Linked DNA regions of Mus musculus: region 2 is linked to region 1. The links are chromatin contacts, found by Hi-C or POLR2A ChIA-PET in ENCODE. All regions are on one chromosome and are shown on one strand. The core of a region is the stretch at or near the end of the contact, and the rest is flanking DNA. Distances in the headings are between cores, read along the strand shown. Region 1 holds the start of Rlim (ring finger protein, LIM domain interacting). Region 2 holds the start of Magee1 (melanoma antigen, family E, 1).

What was found. Hi-C counts contacts between places; a loop is a spot of excess contacts on that map. ChIA-PET counts read pairs that join two places held with the same protein, here RNA polymerase II (POLR2A).
Region 2: a map of heart shows a loop between it and region 1 (4-fold over the local background). The contact joins the promoter of Magee1 here to the promoter of Rlim in region 1. A Hi-C loop is called at or near these places in 1 of 37 maps with a recorded cell type or tissue (heart). POLR2A ChIA-PET finds 5 or more read pairs at or near these places in 1 of 5 experiments (embryonic stem cell).

What each region holds. Positions count from the first base shown.
Region 1 is chrX:103,979,698-103,983,481 of GRCm38, forward strand. Rlim (ring finger protein, LIM domain interacting) reads right to left here and starts at 1,588. Exons shown (of 5, transcript NM_011276.4): 1 at 1,366-1,588.
Region 2 is chrX:105,118,492-105,122,275 of GRCm38, forward strand. Magee1 (melanoma antigen, family E, 1) reads left to right here and starts at 1,887. Exons shown (of 1, transcript NM_053201.4): 1 at 1,887-3,784. The coding sequence starts at 2,120.

The sequences.
Region 1 (3,784 bases), core at 338-2,837:
AGATATTTGTGACCTTTTCAGCATGATTGTTTGCCCTTAAATAGTTATCTTAAAGGGTGCTTGGGTTGGTCCTTTTAGATCCTTAACCTGTATTTCAGAAACTGATTTGAGGAAAAGGTGGACCTGTAATTGTGCCTGCCTCCTAATTATAAAGAATCAAAGAAATGATTAGGACTACACTTCCTATTCTTTCTGTCTTCAATCATTCAAACGCACGGTGGCTAATTACAAGTCAAGAAATGTAAGCAACTTATTTCTAGGAAAAAAAAACATATATACAGTGGGGCCTGCCAGGAGCCCATGAGAATCTGATATAAAATCCCTTTCCCCTCCAAAAGAGGAAAAAAATGACCTAAATAACTAGTCTCCTAGGCCTCAGATGCCAAACGAACCTGTGGAATAAGTATGGTGAAACTGTCCAGGAAAAGAACGTGGCTGTCTCCTCCATCTTGAAATTAATCAGCAGAAGGGGGAAAGGGACTGAGTATTCAGGAAGCAGAAGCCCAACCGGTTAATACTAGTTACTAAGCTATGGCGTACGTGGCAGGTACCGCCCGCCCGCAGAAGCAGAGACCCTTAGGGGTTTTTTTCTGAGTGGGGGAGGGGTAGGGCTGCTGGCAGATCACACGGAAATTAACTTGAAAATAGTCTGGCTCAATTCCCACACTTACCAGGGAAAACAACCCGCAACGTCTTTTCCCTCCGTTTTTTTAATTTTTTTTTTCTTGTGAGGAGGAAAACCCTTCTAGTAAAATCTGGCCAAGGATACACTTAGGGCTAAAGGTGCAGGGAAGCAAACCACGTTTGTCTCCGATCCTCCCGGAAGACTGTCACCGTAGCCCCAGAGGTTAACAAACTGGTCATGCCCTACAGAAGCGTTCAAAATGAGGCTCTGCGAATCCTGTGAAAATCTGAAGGTTCAAGAGTTCCCAACATCCGAATTAAGAGCACCTCCACCCCACTTCCCCAAACCCTAGCCCGATACGCAACGCGGGGCGACGACGATGGGGGGTGGGGGGAACCTCTTAGTAAGAAGCACTGGAGCCATCCTCACGCCTGAGGCCCGGAGTCCAGGATCGCCTCCCCGGCGTTCGTTCTTAGCTCGGGAGGGCCGGGCCCCGACTCCACGGCCTGGGAGAGGAAGTCCTGCCCGACTCCTTCCCCTTCTTCCACGAGCGGGGCCGACACACGCCACCCAACTAAAATGGCAGCGGCGACTACGCCACGGAGCCCCCCACAGCCGGGAGCCCAGGTCCGGAGGCCGTAGTGGGTGTCTCGGCCGCGGCTGGCCAACTCGGGCCATTTTGAGGGCCGCGGCCCCTGCCTGCCTCCAGTCCGACATCCCATTTCTCGGGGTGCCCGTACCTTCACTTACACGGTGTTTCGGCCAGGAGGGAACTCAACTGGGCTCCGCCGCCGCCACTGGGACCTCCGCTGCGCTACTGTGCTGCCGCTGCCGCCGCGTTCTAACCCGCCTCTAAACCCGGGCAAGAGACCCGCCTCTAGAACAGCGCCAGCTCGGAGACGTAGCTCAATCAGCCATTATCTTCCCCATTGTTACCTAGCACTGACAGGAAATGACTGCCCACAACAGGAAGTGATGCTGCGCTCCCAGCTTCACAGGCCCCCGCCCAGACTGCTGGCCAGCCAATCCCAGTTGAGCCCTCGAAAAGGCCTGGTGGGCAGAGGAGGGGCCGGACAGACTACCCGCCCAGACGGGCGGCGGGTCGGGAAAAAAATGCTACTGGGACGCCCACCATGTGACAGGCCCCACCCTCCTTCGCCATTTTGAGTTGTAGCGAGAAATTCGCGTTCTGAGAATTGTGGGAACCTTCGCTTTCCCATTTTGAAAGCTGAAGGACGTCACAGTCGGGCCGCTTGAAGCCCTTCACAGAGAACAAGAATGTAGTATCGGTGTAACTGGCATTGATCCATACAGTCCAGACTAGTGTAGACGGCAGCCAACCTTTTATTCAACATGTATTTATCGAATGCCAACTGTAGCTCAAGCACAGCTGTAGATGTTGAGGAAGTTGAACCATAAATTAAGTTGAAATAGTCCAAGAATTCTCAGTCCTTAAGGGATTTGGTAATCTAGGGTGAACACACTTATAAAACAATTTGTTGCTAAATACTAGAGATTAAAAGTGAGGAAGTGGGTGGAGGCATAAAACGTGGGGACAAAAGTGAATTTGCAATGTTAAAAAGTGGTGGGGAAGGCCTCCTCGAGGCTCTAACTAGAGTACTTTAAAAGGGTGTGGCGATTTGTAAATGGATGGGAAAAAGTGATAGTGGGGGAATTCGAAAAGGGCGGTTAAGGAAGCGTCTATTGGATGCTAAAGCCTAAAGAAAGGACCAGAGGGAATGCGCCATACACCTTTCAGTTCCCATTGTTCAGTTAAAGGGAATAAGAACCCAACCGCCCCCACCCCGTTTTAAAGTACGTCTCTGTGTTCCCACCCTATTTTTCTGTTTTCTGATAAAAGAACAGGTAGACTAACTTTTTTACTGTTGTTCCAACGAACCTAACTTATTGCTACATCAGTTGCTTAAACTGGGCTGGAAGCTGGAAGCTGGTCGACGGTGGCTCGCCTTTAACGCCAGTACTCAGGAGGCAGAGGCAGGCAGATCTCTGTGTAAGTTTAAGGCCAGCCTGGTATACTGAGTGAGTTCTACGACAGCCAGGGCTACACAGAGAAACCCTGTCTCGAAAAACAAAAACAAAAAACAAAAAAAAGGCACACACATAAACTACACTATAATATTTTTCTTTTCATATTTTTTACATGGATCGTCTAGGCCTCACCTCACCTCCTAGAGAAACCCGTGACCACTCTATTTAACCTTCTCCATTACCTACGTAATTTTCTGTAAAGCACTTAGTTTATCTCACCGGTTAAGAACGCGGTAAAGAGCTGGAGAGATGAGTCAGCGGTTAAGCACACAGACTGTTTTTCCAGAGGCGCTGAGTTCAATTCTCAGCAACCACGTGGTGGCTCCCAACCGTCTGCCATGTGATCCGATGCTCTCATCTGCTGTGTCTGTAGACCGCGACAGTGTAATCACATACATAAAATAAATAAATCTTTAAAAAAAAAAAAAAAGAACACGCCGGGCAGTGGTGGCGCACGTCTTTAATCCCAGCACTTGGGAGGCAGAGGCAGGTGGATTTCTGAGTTCGAGCCTGGTCTACAGAGTGAGTTCCAGGACATCCAGGGCTACACAGAGAAACCCTGTCTCCAAAAACCAAAAACACACACACACACTAAAAACCCAAGAACTGGGGAAGCTGAGACAGGAGGGTTGCTGAGAGTTGGAGGCCAACTTGGGCTACATAATAAATTCCAGACCAGCCTGAGATTAAAGTGTGAGACTAAATTTTAAAATGGAGAGTCTGTCTATGAGACCCAGGCTGGCCTTGAATCTACAGTCAAGCTTCTACTTCCCAAGTATTCGTACTGGTATTTCAAACCTTCTTCACTCTTCCCTGCTCAAAGGTCATGTAACTTTTAAAAGACAATCTGGTAATGTGTGTCAAAAGCCCCAGTGTAGCTGGGCACCACAGTGTTTGCCTGTTATCAAAGTACCTAAGAGGATCAAGCAGGATTGTAACTCATTCAAGGCCAGTCTGGGCTACCTAGTGTGTTCCAGGCCAGCCTGGGCTAGAGTGAGACTCTGTCTTTAAAAAAAATACTAGACATTATATAGAATGTTTTAATTTATAAATTACACTTTTTGCGTGTATGTTTGAGCCTGCTATGTTGCTCAAACGTTCTTACTTTCC
Region 2 (3,784 bases), core at 637-3,136, 1.1 Mb after region 1:
ATGGAAGTTGTTAATTATTAATCAAGTCCTGGACATTTGGAGCTGGTTGTTACAGAAGTTATTCTTTAGCTTCCTAGGTCATTACCAATGCTAGCAAAATGACATCTCACAGGATCTGGTTTGCTACAGGTGAGTGTATCTGGTTTTGCTCCAGGGAGGTTTATTGTAGATTTTCTAAAGAGGTTTCTAAAAGCTGTGGATTACAATTCTACTTTCCTGGTCCAGCCTTCGCCAAGTAATATTTGCTGTTTCTCAGCACACACCTCACATACAGCAATGAGAATAATAGTGTTCAAGCTGACTTGGGAAGAAATACATTGGTGTGCTGGTGCTGCTATACCTCCAGGGAGGAATCCTAAAGGCTGTTTTTAATTATACAAATGAGCTCTCTAGAAGAGTTTCCTTGTCAGTGGTTATGATAGAGCAGGTGGTCCTTCACTGAAACATAGCTATGTCATGATAAGAAGGAACAGAAATAAGCCAAATGTATGATAGTTAGTGTTTATTTTTTAAATAATGTGACCACCCCTGAGTGTTCCATATGTGACTGTTCTATTGTACATGGTATAATTTTGTGTGCAGCTATTAAATTAACAACTTTATTTAAATTGTGATCTCTTTTAATTCTAGTGCAGGCACATGGAAGAGCCCCTTCTTTGTGTGTGCTTGACAGTCATTAGGAAACATGAACTCTCATGCACACTAATGTGAACAAGAAGGAACACTCAACTCCCCAAATGTACACGTGTCTTCTGCTGCAGCAGAATATAGCATGGCATTTTTAACTGCATTCTGGGCTTGCTTCTCACCAGCTTGATTTTAATAGACTGTAGCAGAATCTTTGGGAAAGCTCCTCCACAAGTTTCACTTATGAAAATGAGCCTGTTCTCCTAACCATAGACATTAGCCAAGATTCAGAGGCTAATCATATGCACATATTTAGGTAATGCTGTAATAGGCCCATAGTCGATTTTGTGGACCCATGTGCTGAATGCAATGTGGATAACATAAAATATTGTTGGAATATGACACCATATGATTGATTCTGTTAAAACCAGTTGGTACTGCACAAAGCTACACAAGATTAACTTCACAGAAACATGCAGAATACTGGCAGCATAGGTAACCATGAGGCCCTATAAGGAAACCAAATGTTTCCTTCTATCCATTATCCTTCTAATTCTGGACAGCTTCCTGTGCTTTAGCTGGCTCATATTCCAGTAGCTCTTTAGTAACTAATAGAAACCTTCCCAGAGACTTGCCTCCATAAACCATGCTAATTGCAGTTTTCAAAACCTGACAGTGAGTTTTTCTAACAGACCCCATGGTGCTAACTAACTGTCCTAGGATAATTAATTTTGGGTGTGGTTGGAATAGCACTATTGAAGGACTCCACAAAAGAGATTACATTTTTCTACATTGGTAAGGGTTGGGACTGTGCAGTGAAAATTTCTAGCTAGCTACAGGTTTCCTAAGTAGAACTAAATCCCAGCCCTTTGGAGAAGGGGCAGTAATTTGAGAGGTATTAGAGGTTTCGATAGAGAAAATGACAGAGGAGACAAGGGAGGGGATGAAAGCTGCACCCTTCCATGCGCCACGCACATTTTCCCCAATGCATCCTTAGGATGCAATTTTGAAAATCTATCAAGTACCTGACACTTGGGTAGAAACCTTCTAGTAGGTACCCTGACTCTTGAGAAATAGCTAGTATTACCTCCATTTACCCATCTGCTCCAAGCTCCTTGTCTCCTATCAAAGCCTCCCTCCTGCCATTGCGCAGTTTTGGTGCAGAATCACCAGGTCCACTTTCGCAAACCCACGGGAGAGGCTGGGTTGGGCGGGGTCGCCTTGTCGCAGAGCCCAACTGCGCCTGCGCGGACTGCGGCAGAAGGCGGGGTGTGAGAGGCGAGCATTCTGAGACTAGCGTTCACAGTCGGCTAGAACCTTCGTTCTTGCCCACCACCTCTAATTTCTGCTCCTGCGACTTGCTCGGGCCTGGCAGCAGCAGCATTCCTGCTCTAGCGGCAGTTCCGTGCAGAGGCGCCTACATACCTCTCCCCCTCGTCTGTGAGATCGCGGGCCTGTCAGTGTCAGCTTCCACACGTCGGTCGACAGGACCATGTCGCTGGTAAGCCAGAATTCGCGCCGCCGCCGCGGTGGAAGGGCCAATGCGCGCAGAAACAACGGGAAGGGTCACCCTGCTGCTGTGCCAGGCCCAGACGTCCCTCGGGATCGCAACGATCCTAAGATCCTCCAGGGCCTCCGCGCCTCTGAGGGCCCTGGCACCTCCATGCTGCCCACCCCCCGGGAGGGCCCAAGCGCCTCTGTGCCGCCCACCGCCTCAGAGGGCTCAAGCGCCCCTAGGCAGTTCATCATTTCCCAGGGGCCGAACACCTCCGAGATGCCCACCTCCAGGAAGGGTCGGGGCGCCTCCCGGCCTCCTGCAGTTTCCGCAGGGCTGAACACCGCTATGTCAATCACCGCCTCGGAGGGCCCGAATAGCCCTGTGCCGCCCACTGCTCCTAAAGGCTCAAAGGCCTATGAGCATCTCCCTGTCTCAGAAGGGCTGGCCATCTCTGAGCAGCGTCACTCTGATGGGGGCCCTAACATGGAGCCCACCCTGGGTGAGGGCCCGGGAATCTCGGTGCCGCCCACCTTCTCTGAGGAATCGGGCATTTCTGATGAGGGCTTGAGCATCTTTATGTCGCCCAACATCTCGGAGGGACCGGGTATCAACGAGCCCTACTCCGTTAGTGAGGACCCAAGCACTTCGGTGCCGCCCACTGACTCTAATGGACTGGGCATCAACCTGCCGCCCACCTTCGGTGAGGGCCTGAGCATCTCTATGCTGTTCTCCGCTTTGGAGGAACCCGACATCTTTGCGCCGCCCCCCTCCGCTGAGGGACTGTTCGCCTCCATGTCGCCCCCCTCCGGTGAGATCCAGAGCTCCTGGGTGTCGCCCATCATAATGGAGGGATGTAACGTCAACGTGCCGCCCACCTCCAAAAAGGGACTGCGCACCTCGGTGCCATCAGCTGCTTGTGAGAGCCCGAGCACCTCAGCCGAGGGCCTGAGCTCGTCCCTGTCATCCATTTCTGCTGAGGGCTTCTGCAGCTCGCTGGCGCCATGCGCTGCGGAGGGATCCTGTGAGCTGCTTCCCTGCGGGGAGGGCCGGAGCACCTCGGAGCTGCACTGCCTGGGGGAGGGGTCGAGCACCTCGCAGATGTCCCTAGCTGCCGAGGGCCCTAGCGCTTCTGGGATGCCCACTGAAGCTAATAACCCCGAGGAAGCACTGAGCTGCTGTGCTTCTGAGCGCAGGAACAAGAGCACCTCCCGTGCTCTGCAAAAGGCCAAGGATCCATCTGTACGCCCAAAGCGTGAAGACCGCTTCCTGGATTTCCAGGTCCTGAGAGACAGTAAGAATTCCAACTCCATCACCATTATGGGCCTGGGCACCTCCCGCGTTGCTCTTACCTTGAAGCCTCAGGATCCCATGGAGCAAAACGTAGCAGAATTGTTGCAGTTTCTGCTGCTGAAGGATCAGACCAAGTACCCTATCAAGGAATCTGATATGAGGGAATTCATTGACAAAGACTATCGCCACCAGTTCCCGGAGATCCTCAGACGAGCAGCAGTCCACCTGGAGTGCATTTTTCGGTTTGAACTGAAGGAGCTCGACACTGAGGAGCACATCTACATCCTGCTCAACAAACTGGGACCAGTGCCCTTTGAAGGGTTAGAAGACGTCCCAAATGGGCCAAAGATGGGCCTCTTGATGATGATT